Regions from separate parts of the Homo sapiens genome. Here region 1 is linked to region 2. Evidence: chromatin contacts called from ENCODE Hi-C or POLR2A ChIA-PET data. All regions are on one chromosome and are shown on one strand. The core of a region is the stretch at or near the end of the contact, and the rest is flanking DNA. Distances in the headings are between cores, read along the strand shown. Region 1 overlaps NAB1 (NGFI-A binding protein 1). Region 2 overlaps MFSD6 (major facilitator superfamily domain containing 6).

What was found. Hi-C counts contacts between places; a loop is a spot of excess contacts on that map. ChIA-PET counts read pairs that join two places held with the same protein, here RNA polymerase II (POLR2A). Pooled maps may share reads with other maps.
Region 1: a map with no recorded cell type shows a loop between it and region 2 (4-fold over the local background). The contact joins two enhancer-like sites. A Hi-C loop is called at or near these places in 1 of 37 single-sample maps with no recorded cell type and 2 of 50 pooled maps. POLR2A ChIA-PET finds 5 or more read pairs at or near these places in 1 of 52 experiments (activated T-cell).

Annotation. Positions count from the first base shown.
Region 1 is chr2:190,675,453-190,682,005 of GRCh38, reverse strand. All of the region lies in intron 6 of NAB1 (NGFI-A binding protein 1), which reads right to left. Among named protein-coding and RNA genes, the nearest start is that of NAB1, 30 kb to the right of the region's middle. RefSeq lists enhancers at 3,219-3,268, 6,122-6,191. Within about 2 kb of position 1,510, at least 4 of the 41 ENCODE cell types and tissues checked have a DNase peak (open chromatin) inside an H3K27ac peak, as active enhancers do.
Region 2 is chr2:190,430,489-190,436,923 of GRCh38, reverse strand. It overlaps MFSD6 (major facilitator superfamily domain containing 6), which reads right to left. Exons shown (of 8, transcript NM_017694.4): 3 at 1-947. The coding sequence starts at 894. It also overlaps a transcript of NEMP2 not described here. Among named protein-coding and RNA genes, the nearest start is that of MFSD6, 25 kb to the right of the region's middle. Within about 2 kb of position 4,262, at least 2 of the 41 ENCODE cell types and tissues checked have a DNase peak (open chromatin) inside an H3K27ac peak, as active enhancers do.

The DNA of each region.
Region 1 (6,553 bases), core at 261-2,760, 250 kb before region 2:
ACTCCTCACAGAAATTAGCATTTACAATTAAACTCCAAAACATTATTTCTCCCCTTCTTTGATAAGCTATATATTTGCAGCAGAGGGCAAATCCTTAAAAACCAAAGTTCTTACAATACACAGCAGAAAAAGATGGAATAATGTAATAATAACAAAATATTTTACCTTATTTGGGATATAAGATAGTGGTTCAAAAATTTTCCCCCATCAGGGTCTTTTCAATAAATTATTTCTCCACTGCAGATTTCTTTCAAATATTTTATCTATCAAAATACATTCCCCAAGTAATAACTAATTTGCTATTTTTAAAATTCAAAGACATGATATAGAGCCAAGAGCTAATAAACTTAACGTCTTAAGATGGTCCTATGTAGCTTTATCATGGGCCAGTATGTAATTAGCACTTTTGAAGTGTTGAAAATAGCCACTCTTCTAGGTTTCCATGTTGGCTCACAGATGTGTATGGAACATAATCATAAAATAAGCTAAAATGAACTTCATATAAGTGTATACAGTCCAAGCTAAATCCAAAGTTCCCTTTTTCTTAGCCATTCCAGTTTTCTTATAAATAAGTTTTCTATTTAGACTGAAAAATCCAACTTTCTCTTTAGCAAACCCCCACCCCACTGGAACTGCTTAAGTTCTCAAGTTCAGTGAGGTAAGCTAGTAGAAGAGTTAGAACAACTTCAATATAAGCGGTTATCATTTTCCAGGGGTCTACAATATACCAGTCCCTATGTTCTATATTTTATGTTCATTATTTCATTTAATCTTCATCACAGACAAGACTGGGTTTCCTTTTTTTTACAGCTACAACGCTAGCTTCAAAGCCTATGCTCAGTCCATAAATTCAGAGTTACTACCTTTATGAAACTCACAAAAACACAGGCATTTCTATAAACAGAAATTATAGCTCTGTTTTTCATAAGCTGGACGGGCTTTAACTATATGACTTGCAGAGTTCAAAACCCAACTCTACTACTTATTTGCTGTGATACTGGGTAGATTATTTCATCTCTCTGTGTCTATTTTCTCATCTATAAAATGGGGATAACAATAGTACTTAACTTGCAGAATCATTTTAAGGAAGCAGAAAATTCATGAAAAATACTTAACACAGTGCCTGGCCCATAGGAATTACTTGATAAATGTTTGTTACTGATATCTGTTAAGTTCATCCAAAAAGCCACCAGATTTAATCAGAGTAAAGCATCATACTGGGGAAAAAAGAGAAATTTTATGGACAATTACAAAGTACAGACATCTTAGAGAAGGAAGAACTCAACATTTAATACTAAAATCAACCAGAGAATATTAAGCACATTCGTGGGGAACTATCTCAGTGAAAAGAACACTGGAAATCTAGAAACATGTGTTTATACATTCAACAAAAATGTCGCATCCACCCAGCTGATTCATACACTGTACTCAATATGGGAATACAACGTCAAACAAGATGGCCATGCCTCAGGCGCTCCTGACAACACAGTCCAGGGAGGGAAATGGACGGAGACCCAGAGCACAGCAGAGGGCGCTGTGGCAGAGCAGGCATCCCAGAGGCCAGGGTGTCTAGGCTGAGAGTTCCAAAAGAAAGCAGCTGGTACAGATGCCTGGAGGCAAAAAGAACAGGGCACACTCTGGGAAGCCGGAAAATATTCAATATACACTGAAAAAGAGGGAGTGGTGAGGGAAGGTGGAAACACAGGGCCAGATTCTGTAAGCCCTTGTAAGCTATGTTAAGAATTTTAGATCTTATCTTAAATACAAAGAGAAGCCATTGAAAGTCTCAGGGAAGAGACTGATCGGATTTGCATTTCAGAAAGCCCATCACATGTGAATGTGATGGGGAGAATGTACGCGGAGGAGGGGAGTTCAGGGTGGTGACAGGGACACTGGTTAGAGGGCTGCTGGTGAAGGCCCAGCCCTGGACAGTGGCAGGTGCCGCAGAAATAAGGCAACTGAGAGTTTGGTTATGACATTCTCTAGAATAAGGAACTCAAGATCACGAGGTCTGGGAGGGGCCAGAACACTGATGAATTCGGTTGAGCTCATTTGCTAGTGAGACCTCCGTGTGTAGATAAGCCAGGTAAGCAGGGGCAGTGAGTTTGGAGCTTGGGGTAAAATCAAGGCTGGAGACCCAGATTAGAGGGTTATCAGTTCATCAGCAGAATCTGAGTGGAGTGCACCAATCAGAATCCCCATGAGCCCCAATGCCTCAATACTGTTTCTGGAAGAACTTGCAGGAGAAAGGTATGATCTAGGCATTTCACATTAGGAACCAGCTGTGTGATCTCAGGCAAAAAAGTAAACCTCATTATTTCCAGTGATCCAAATTTTTAAATTAGGATTACACCACCTGTGTATCTGCCCACTGGAAGTTTGTGGGGATTAAATAAAGTAACGCAAATAAGTGAACCTTGGAAAAGTACACATTGCCATACAAATACCTGGTGGCACTAAAGTCAGGATTATTCAACCATGAGAATACTGAAAAAGCTGGATGGGGGAACCTCAAACTCTACATGTGAAAGTTGCTAGAAAATGGACACTATTCCACCATTAATAAAGATAAATAAAAGCCTAAAATAAGTAATAAATAACAATTATCCAAAGTAATCAGTGATCTCTCTGCAACTGAGCACATTAGTCATTATTTACTCCTACAGTCTTGACAGTTCACTGTGGATGGAAAAACTACAAAATCGAGTAGCTATCACTGCATGTCACATAAAGTAGATTTAAGGTCCCCAAAATATATGACTTAGAAATAAAAGTAAGAACATTCCCAAGAAACTGGTCTCTTTCACATTATGTGTGGTGCACAATTTCGTTATGTCTCGTAAGCTTGTTTCCCAGGCACCAGCTAGCTGCACCATACTATGAGCAATCTATCTCCATGTCATATTTTTGGCTGATGCCATTAATCACAGTGTTTCCTTGCTGACGAGACTCTGGGTCTGATCACTGAGAAAATAAAAGCTATGGGACGGAGGCTGGTGCATGACCTAATTACTCTCATCCCATTGGTCTCCATCCCCATGCCTCCTCATCCTTTCTGCCGAACACTAGCAAGCTGCTTTAAAGCCACTGCTTAGCTGTCTCTAGATGACTTGTTACAGCAGATGTTCTCAACCCCACATGTGCATTTTCCTTTTTTCTAATCACACTTTCTGTATGAATAGCATATTGTAATGCTTCTGTTTTTTCTGATCCAGAGGGGAAGAGTCTACGTCAAATTAGACCAGCTTTCTTTTCAACAAGCTTAGTAGCAGCGTAGGTGGATATTCTGAACCTCTTTCCTCCCCCTTCCTTGCTCTCCCACCCCCACCTTGCTGGAACTGCTAGCAGATGTTTCCTTTAGGTCTTTCTTCTTCAAGCCCCAGTTCTCTGACTTCCTGGGCTCTATTAACAAACCTCATTTCTTTCATCCACTTATCTCTGAATGCTTTGCACCTCTGACTCCCACAGGGTCAAGAATGCTGTCATTTCCCATCTCTGCCCAGTCTCCAGCAATTTCAGCGAATGAAGAAAACTCAAATGAGAAATAGCACTCAGTCCAGTTAGTCAGCTGCCATCACCAGGTCTGAGACTGTAGCTTTATATATCCTTCCTCCCTTCTAAGATGTTACTTATAACATTGGAGTTAATAACAAATTTGTTCATGGAACTGAATGTGTTCTTAATGAAAAAGAAAGGTTACCAATTGAATTCACTTTTAACTAACATTTAAAAAAATTTAGGAGAAGACAAGAGAGCCAGGGACTTTGGCTCTTGATTTTTCATCCCCTTGAATGAGCTGTCAAGCCACCTTAAATATGTTCTTTCATAGGTAGGACATAAGGAAATCAAACTAATTTTTCTGATTTACTCTGTGTATCTTCCCAACACAAGGTTTTTACTCATAAACAATCAGCATATCAAATGAAAATTTCTTATATTTAAATATTTTGTAATTTACATTGTTAAATTTTCTACTCAAAACTTGTAACTGTTTACTACATAACATTTCTTGGATTAGAAAATAATAACTGCCACCATCCACCCTTTTCAAAGACTACCAGTCCTGCACACATTTCGCCCTTCACACGGTACTAGGAGGAAAGGTATAACCCCAATAGTGTTTTTTTCACAGGTAAGATGCTTTGTGAATAATCATTAGCACCTAGGAAGGTGGTACTGCTTTGACATTCAGGAATCAGACATAGATAGGAAGCCCCGGCTCTGCTACTGGATAGCAGTTTGGCAACACAGGTGAAGATACTGAGCCTGTCTGGGTCTCTCCTTGGCTGTAAAATGGAAATCATAAAGCCTCCACATAGGTTAGACAAGAATGTTTGTGATAATGAATTCCAAATGTCTAGTAGGGACTGACACAAAATAAAAGCAATACAAAGTAGCGATTTTTACAATTGCCCCAGAATGAGAAGATTTAATTAGATCTAATTCAAAAGATAAGTAAGAATAAACAAAATCTATTTTCATTTCAGCTGAAAGTGGACTCACAGAGGGCTGTGTTCCAGTGGACATGTTATTCATTCCGTCTAAGCAGAAGGATTCCAACCTCACTTACTAACTAGCTGAAGAAACGTTTCCCTAGAGATTTCATTCCAAATGGTAGGTTCCTTAAGGCACACCTAAGCTAGCAGGCGATCTTTTTCTCCATGTCCATCTCATATATTCTAGGAATTAAAGTTCAAAATCTGTTTTTTAATGTTTAACATACCCTGTAAGGAGGAACACTATTTAAGGACAACAGATTATCTTGATTACTTCTATGCAATGTGTATACTGCTATTTTTTTTTTAAATCAAATAAGTAACTATCCTTTAAGGGGGAACAACCTACTACATAAATAAGAGCTTTCCAGGTAGAAAAATCAGACAAGTCAATGAATTATAACTTCATTCCACCCAAGCCTTCATGTATAGATCAGGAAAACACAGTATTTAGGAACGAAAGATCTTACTGAGCTTGAACACAGCACTACTTGTATTAGTGTACCCTAATGCATTAATAATGACAAGCAAAAAAATGTTTCTCTTTCCTTTACATGTCAAATTATTTTGATGTTATTTTATTTTATCTGCTCAACATTACATTTCTTTTTGTTCCCTGTAAAAATTATGTTTTTAAGATGGAAAAAGCCAGCAATGTGGCACATATGCTTATTGTTATAAAGGATTTTAGAACACTTAAAGATTTGAAAAAAGAGAAAAACTTGTCTCATTAGTTTGGGCCTTGTAATTAGAAATCTGTTACACTATAAAATGGGCTAAGCTTAAGTTTATTTGTACGTTACTTAAAAACTTTTTTTCCTTTGTTTGAGACAAGGTTGTGCTCTGTTGCCCGGGCTGGAGTGCAGTGGGGCAGTGATTCTCCCACCTCAGCCTCCTGATTAGCTGGGACTACAGGCACATGCCATCATGCCTGGCTAATTTTTGTAAGGATGGGGTTTTGCCATGTTGCCCAGGCTGGTCTCAAACTCCTGGACTCAAGCAATCCATCTGCCTCAGCCTCACAAAGTGCTGGGATTACAGTCATAAGCCACCATGCTCAGTCTTGTATATTACTTTCTTTAAATAGAAAATAACAAGCTGAGAATCACAAGAGAAAGACTCAAATGAAATAAGAGAAAAAGTATGTTAAAAGAATTCTAAATTCTTTCTAGTTTTATTTATGAGGTCCTTTGTGTCAATCACATTCCCTAGACAAACTTATTGTTCTCTGAACATGCTTAGTATTTTCTTACCTCTGTCTTTGCCCATGCTAGTCTATCTTTATAATGCCACCCCAATCCCCTCCCCACATCGCTACCTTTTGAAATTCTACCCTTCTTTTAAAAACCCAGCTCAAATTACACCTTCCCAATAGTCTCCCCTGATCTCTTCTCATACCAGAAATTCTCCCTCTCCCCAGAAGCCATATAGAAGGTAGACATAAAGCACCAGTACTTGGTGAAAAGTTTTAAGGGAGTGGTAACTTTATACAGCCAGTACTATCTACCTCATAACAGCTTCCGGAAATAGTTCTGGTATCTCAAATTTGACTTATAGTACAGCACAGACAAGGATTCATACCAATACTATATATTTTGCAAAGGATTACACCATCTACATGTGTAGGTATACATACACACAAGACACACACACGTTCAAGAGATACTGATGACCTGCAATACACAAGTGCTTTTTAAGAAAGAGGAACAGAACAAAATTAAAAACAAACCAACAACAAAAAAGTGAGCCACTGTCCTAAATTCAAAGGTGTAGTTACTACTTATTTCTGGGAAACAAAATCAAAAGTCTAGTGTCTATAAAAGCATTTAAAGAAGCCTGGGGCCGATTGTCGCTTGTCTTATTTAGGAAGGGTTAGAAGAGTTATTCACAGGGAAAAGTAACACTGATTATCTTAATTTTGAATCCAGAGCTGTTCAAGTGGCTTTGTGACCTCCAGTAAACCAATAAACTAACCGTATAGAACTATAACTCAAGTATCTCTAGTGGAGTATATTTAAAGGAACAGAAAGGTCATATCTAATGTTACAGCCCAACAC
Region 2 (6,435 bases), core at 3,013-5,512:
TCCTATTATGACAACTACCAAGATCACCAAGAATATAGCTTCAACTTCTTGTTGATCATAAACAAGCATGACTTGGTCAGAAGGTAAAGATTTGGTGGTGGTAACAATAACAGTGGTTGTCTCCTTGGTTACGCTTCCTGGGGAGACAGGGGTTGCTGTGCTTGAGTTCAAAGTCAAGTCCATCATACGGTTAGTAATTTCACCTGTCTGGGGCTGCAGAGTGGGTTCACTGTTCATGTTTGGAGCTGTTGGCAAAGTAACGGTGTCTGAGACATTGAGCCTTGTTTCCAAAAGGTTTCTTTTCTCACGCATTTTTGGTGATATGGTGAGGAAAGAGGTAAAGGAAGAATTTGTTGGCAGGATAGTTAACTGGTGACTTGCATTGGTGGGGTGAGTTGTTGGGCGAATCTTTGGTACACATCTCAAGGTAGCAGGTTTGACAAATCCAATGCCCAGGTTGAATAAAACCCAACACAAAAGAGAAAAGAGGAGGACAATTTTGCCTTTTTTAAAGCGGTCTGCAACTACACCCCAAAAGGGGGCACTGCAGAATTCAATGAAGTAACGAATACCTACTAGTAGTCCACTCTGGCTTGGAGACATTCCCAGCTGTTTGTAATACACAGGCAAAAGGGGATAGAGAGAGCCATAGGCAGAGTAAAAGAAAAAATAAAAGACCTTGGAAATTAGAAGATCGTTGTTTATCTTAACACAATGTTTCTCTATCCAGTCTATTTCCTCCTCAGGAATAGCAGATGTTTCTGTGGAGGAAGGTGTTTCATTCGAAGGTGGTTCTGGTTCCCTGGAAATACCATTAAAGGGATCTGCAAGCACATACTTTCTCTTCTGTTCCTCTTCATCATCCGTTAAGATAGCAACTTTATCATCTGCCATGGCTTACCACCACCATCAGCAAGTTTACAAACTTCAGAATTTGTACTGTTGATCTGTAAAGTAAAATTTAAAAGATGGCTTAGTAATGAAAATCATAACATGTAAACACAGAACTTCATCTTGCAGGAAATTAAGCAGTTACAAACTAAAATAATAATTGCAAGAGAGAATTCTCATCATTTATCACTTGCAGCCACACAATACCGGTAAGGAAAAATAGCTTTTAAAAAAATCGAATACTCTTTATGGCCACTGACTGACTAATTACATCTTCCAATGGCAGGTTTACAGCTCAGATTCATTCCCAGTCTTTTCATTGATTCCCAGGGAAAATGTACAAATAATAGGGATTATGTCTAAACCAAACACAGAGAGTTGAAAATAAACACTGTTTATAGTTTCTTGATTTTACTGTTCAAACAAATCCACTACATTATGAAGTCTAGGATTCTTTAGAAAATAAAGGTAGCAAAACCATTCTGTTTCTAAGGAAAAATAGGTTGCACTTAACCACAACCACAAATGTAATGAGAAAGAGGAAGCCGATGGCATTGTTGCAACTATAGTGCTCACTGGAGCCATGACAAAGATACCCTGGTAATGAAGGAGTCTTCACATTGCATATATTATGTACAGTCCTCCAGATGTGCTTTATAGATAGCAGTTTAAGAAAATGGCAAGAAAAAAGAGCAGATAATACTTATTTAGCACTCTGTATCAGATAAGATTAAAAGATCTTTACATGTATTCATTCATATTCATCACAATAGCCCTATTATCTTGTCCATTTTACAGATGAGAAGAATGAGGCATGGCAGGTTTAACTAATAAGAGGCAGTGCCAGGATTTGAACCCTGACATTATGGCTTCAGGACACATGCTCTCTACGATGGTAGTCCCCAACCATTTTGGCACCAGGGACTGGTTTCATGGAAGATAATTTTTCCTCAGATGGAGAGGGGGGTTGGTTTTGGGATGAACTGCTCCACTTCAGATCATCAGGGTAATTCTTAGGTTCTCATAAGGAGCACACAACCTACATCCCTCGCATGCACAGTTCACAATAGCGTTCATGCTCCTATGCAAATCTAATACCTCTGCTGATCTGACAGGAGGAAGAGCTCATGTGATAATGCTTGCTGGCCCGCTCTTGCTGTGCAGCCCAATTCCTAACAGGCCACAGAGTGGTAGCGGTCCATGGTCCAGGGGTTGGGGAACCCTGCTCTAAGACACACTAAACTGAAAAATAACACATTTTAGATAAGATGCCAGTAAACTTTTTTGAAAAACAGTGTTTTGGCCGGGCGCGGTGGCTCACACCTGTAATCCCAGCACTTTGGGAGGCTGAGGGGGGCGGATCATGAGTTCAGGAGATTGAGACCATCCTGGCCAACATGGTGAAACCCCGTTTCTACTAAAAGTACAAGAATTAGCTGGGCCTGGTGGCACGCATGTAGTCCCAGCTACTTGGGAAGCTGAGGCAGGCAAATTGCTCGAACCCAGGAGGCGGAGGTTGCAGTGAGCTGAGATTGCGCCACTGCACTCCAGCCTGGCAACAGAGCGAGACTCCGTCTCAAAAAAATAAATAAATAAAATAAAATAAATAAATGTTTTTCATATACGATATTAGCAATATACATTTATATAAATTTATAGGAACTGTGCCAGCATCCCATCAGAATTTCCCTTTCTTCTATTAAAGATTGAATGATTAAAGTGTCAAAAGGTCTTGTGTGCATCAAGAATTATGTTGTTCCAATGAACAGATTCTGATGGTAGGAAGTATATACATTAAATATGTGTTAATTCCTTTCACCTTCTTTTCTTTTTTTTCTTTTTTTTTTTTTGAGAGACAGGGTCTTACTCTGTCACCCAGGCTGGAGTGCAGTGGTGTAATTATGGCACTGCAGCCTCAACCTCCCAGTCTCAAGCAATCCTTCCACCTCAGTCTCCTAAGTAGCTAGGACTACAGACGTGTGCCACCATGCCCAACTAATTTTTGTAGAGATGGGGTTTTTGCCATGTTGCCCAGGCCGTTCTCCAACTCCTGGGCTCAAGTGATCCTCTTGCCTCAGCCTCCCAAAGTGCTGGGATTACAGGCGTGAACCACTGCACCCTGCCTCCTTTCACTTTCTTTACTAGAGAAAAATATCAGTTTCACTTGCTACCCCTTGGAATAGATCTTGCTCTTTGTTTTCCCAAAATGAATAACATTCTGAAAAACCTTCTAAAATTATACTTGTAAGCATTTTTTAATCTCTACAAAGCTCCTAGGTAGACAATGGAACACAACTTAAGGAGACCTGTGTAAGGAGTCAATTTATCTGTTATCCCCAAAAGCCAGATGTCAATGTAGCTGTAAGCTTTGAAAATGTTCATGTCGGTTTTTTAGGTTAAAAAAAATTTAACTGAAGTGAAATTCACATAACACAAAATTAACCATTTTGAAAGTGAACAATTCAGCGGTAATTTACTATATTCACAATGTATATGGCCACCACCTCTATTTAGTTTCCAAATCAGGTTTTTCTTAATAGTGAAAGAAAAACATTTTTTTCCTCCTAGAAAATGTGAAGGTTAAGCAAAATCCAATCTTTTGCTGCTTAGCTATACATGACTTTCTTTAATGTTCTATACCTATTTTTCCTTCATCATTAGTGCCTTCACCTATCCAGCTCAGCGGCTCCAATTCCATTTCATCATCTGAAAAGAAAAAATAATTTGCCCTCAAATCTATTTTCTAAATTAATTTAATTCCTGAGCTCAAAATTCAAAGAAACATTTCTTGTGTTTCAAATGTATAAAATTATGTGATACTTCTGGGTAAAGAGAGCAGATTAAACACATGTAGTTTGAATCCTTCCCTGAACCCACTAAAATGACAATAAACACACACACACCCAAACATACACACACACTGTAAAAGTCATAATTCAAGCTAGAAAGATTAAAGGGCACATAATAGCAATAAAATAAAATTACGGAAAGCAGAAAGTAAACAATTGGTAAAAGACTTGGTAGATCTGAGAAAACTAAAACCTTGGTTGATTATAGGGAAAGCCAAGAACTAATAAAATTTACTACTCGGAATCCCTGAAAGGCTCATGAGTTAGCTATATTAGATTTATATGCAAGTAAGAGAAAGAGTGTATGTGTGAGTAAGTGAGTGAAAGAGAGAGAGAGAGAGAGTGTGTGTGTGTTGGGGGGCGGGGGTGGCAGGGGTTGGGGAGGTGCTCAAATAGAGCTGACTGAAAGTCTAAACCCCAAACAAATGCAGGTTATTTTCCTCTGGAAAGTAAAACACAGAGATTTTGGCCAGGTGCGGTGGCTCACGCCTGTAATTCAAGCACTTTAGGAGGTTGAGGTGGGTGGATCATTTGAGGTCAGGAGTTCAAGAGCAGCCTGGCCAACTTGGCAAAACCCTGTCTCTACTAAAAATACAAAAATTAGCCAGGCATGGTGGCAGGTGCCTGTAATCTCAGCTACTTTAGAGGCTGAGGCAAGAGAATCACTTGAACCCAGGAGCCGGAGGTTGCAGAGAGCCGAGATCACGCCACTGCATTCTCCAGCCTGGGTGACGGAGCAAGACTCTGTCTCAAAAAACAAAAACAAACAAGAAACACAGAGGTTTTCTGGCCATAGAGCACCAAGCAGAGTTGTAAACGGTGCCATGCTGAAAGCAGGGCATCAAGTGAACATACACATCCTGGATTCTGAGCCTTGGCCCCTTTCCCCATCCCACTTTCTTCAGGAGGTTCCCAGAGGCTGGCAAGACTTCCATCCTCTAGGCAGGAAAGTTAAAGCCTCTTCTCTAGAAAATCTGGTTAGCCTAAGAGGAATGACTTCTAGATGCTTATATTGAAACCTCTCCAACTAAACAACACAACCCAATGACCCTACACAGGAACTCAGAGTTATCAAGACCTTCCACTAAATATGAGTAATTACCAAGGATTATAAGACATTTGAGGAAAGTCTGTTACATGAAAAACAGAACCAAAACAGGAAACACTATCAGTCCAGAGAAATCAGAAGCCAAGTAAAAAGGAAAATACTTTTGAATATATGATTATCTTCAGAAATAAGAGAAGATTATGCAACTATGAAACAATACCAGAATAATGTATATTTTTAAAGAAAAAGGATGGACAGATAAAAGGAATACTTGAATAAAAAGCTCTGGAATTTATAAGTATTATAGCATAAATGAAAAATTGAGATGATATGAAAGAAAAATTTAAGGCAATTTCTTAGGAAAATAAAGAACAAGATGCTCATGCTCCCTCTCCCTCTCCCTCTCCCTCCCTCTCCCCACAGTCTCCCTCTCCCTCTCTTTCCACGGTCTCCCTGATGCTGAGCCGAAGCTGGACTGTACTGCTGCCATCTCGGCTCACTGCAACCTCCCTGCCTGATTCCCCTGCCTCAGCCTGCCAAGTGCCTGCGATTGCAGGCGCGCGCCGCCACACCTGACTGGTTTTCGTATTTTTTTGGTGGAGACGGGGTTTCGCTGTGTTGGCCGGGCTAGTCTCCAGCTCCTAATCGCGAGTGATCCGCCAGCCTCGGCCTCCAGAGGTGCCGGGATTGCAGACGGAGTCTCGTTCACTCAGTGATCAATGGTGCCCAGGCTGGAGTGCAGTGGGGTGATCTCGGCTCGCTACAACCTCCACCTCCCAGCTGCCTGCCTTGGCCTCCCAAAGTGCCGAGATTGCAGCCTCTGCCCGGCCGCCACCCCGTCTGGGAAGTGAGGAGCGTCTCTGCCTGGCCGCCCATCCTCTGGGAGGTGAGGAGCCCCTCTGCCTGGCTGCCCAGTCTGGGAAGTGAGGAGCGCCTCTTCCCGGCCACCATCCCATCTGGGAAGTGAGGAGCGTCTCTGCCTGGCTGCCCATCGTCTGAGATGTGGGGAGCGCCTCTGCCCCGCCGCCCTGTCTGGGATGTGAGGAGCGCCTCTGCCCGGCTGCGACCCCGTCTGGGAGGTGAGGAGCGCCTCTGCCCGGCCGCGACCCCGTCTGGGAGGTGAGGAGCGTCTCTGCCCAGCTGCCCCATCTGAGAAGTGAGGAGCCCCTTCACCCAGCAGCCGCCCCGTCTGAGAAGTGAGGAGCCCCTCCGCCCGGCAGCCACCCCATCTGGGAAGTGAGGAGCGTCTCCGCCCGGCAGCCGCCCCGTCCGGGAGGGAGGTGGGGGGTCAGCCCCCGCCCGGCCGGCCGCCCCGTCCGGGAGGGAGGTGGGGGGGGCGCCTCTGCCCGCCCGGCCGCCCCTTCTGGGAAGTGAGGAGCCCCTCTGCCTGGCCACCACCCCGTCTGGGAAGTGTACCCAACAGCTCATTGAGAACGGGCCATGATGACAATGGCGGTTTTGTGGAATAGAAAAGGGGGAAAGGTGGGGAAAAGATTGAGAAATCGGATGGTTGCTGTGTCTGTGTAGAAAGAAGCAGACATGGGAGACTTTTCATTTTGTTCTGTACTAAGAAAAATTCTTCTGCCTTGGGATCCTGTTGATCTGTGACCTTACCCCCAACCCTGTGCTCTCTGAAACATGTGCTGT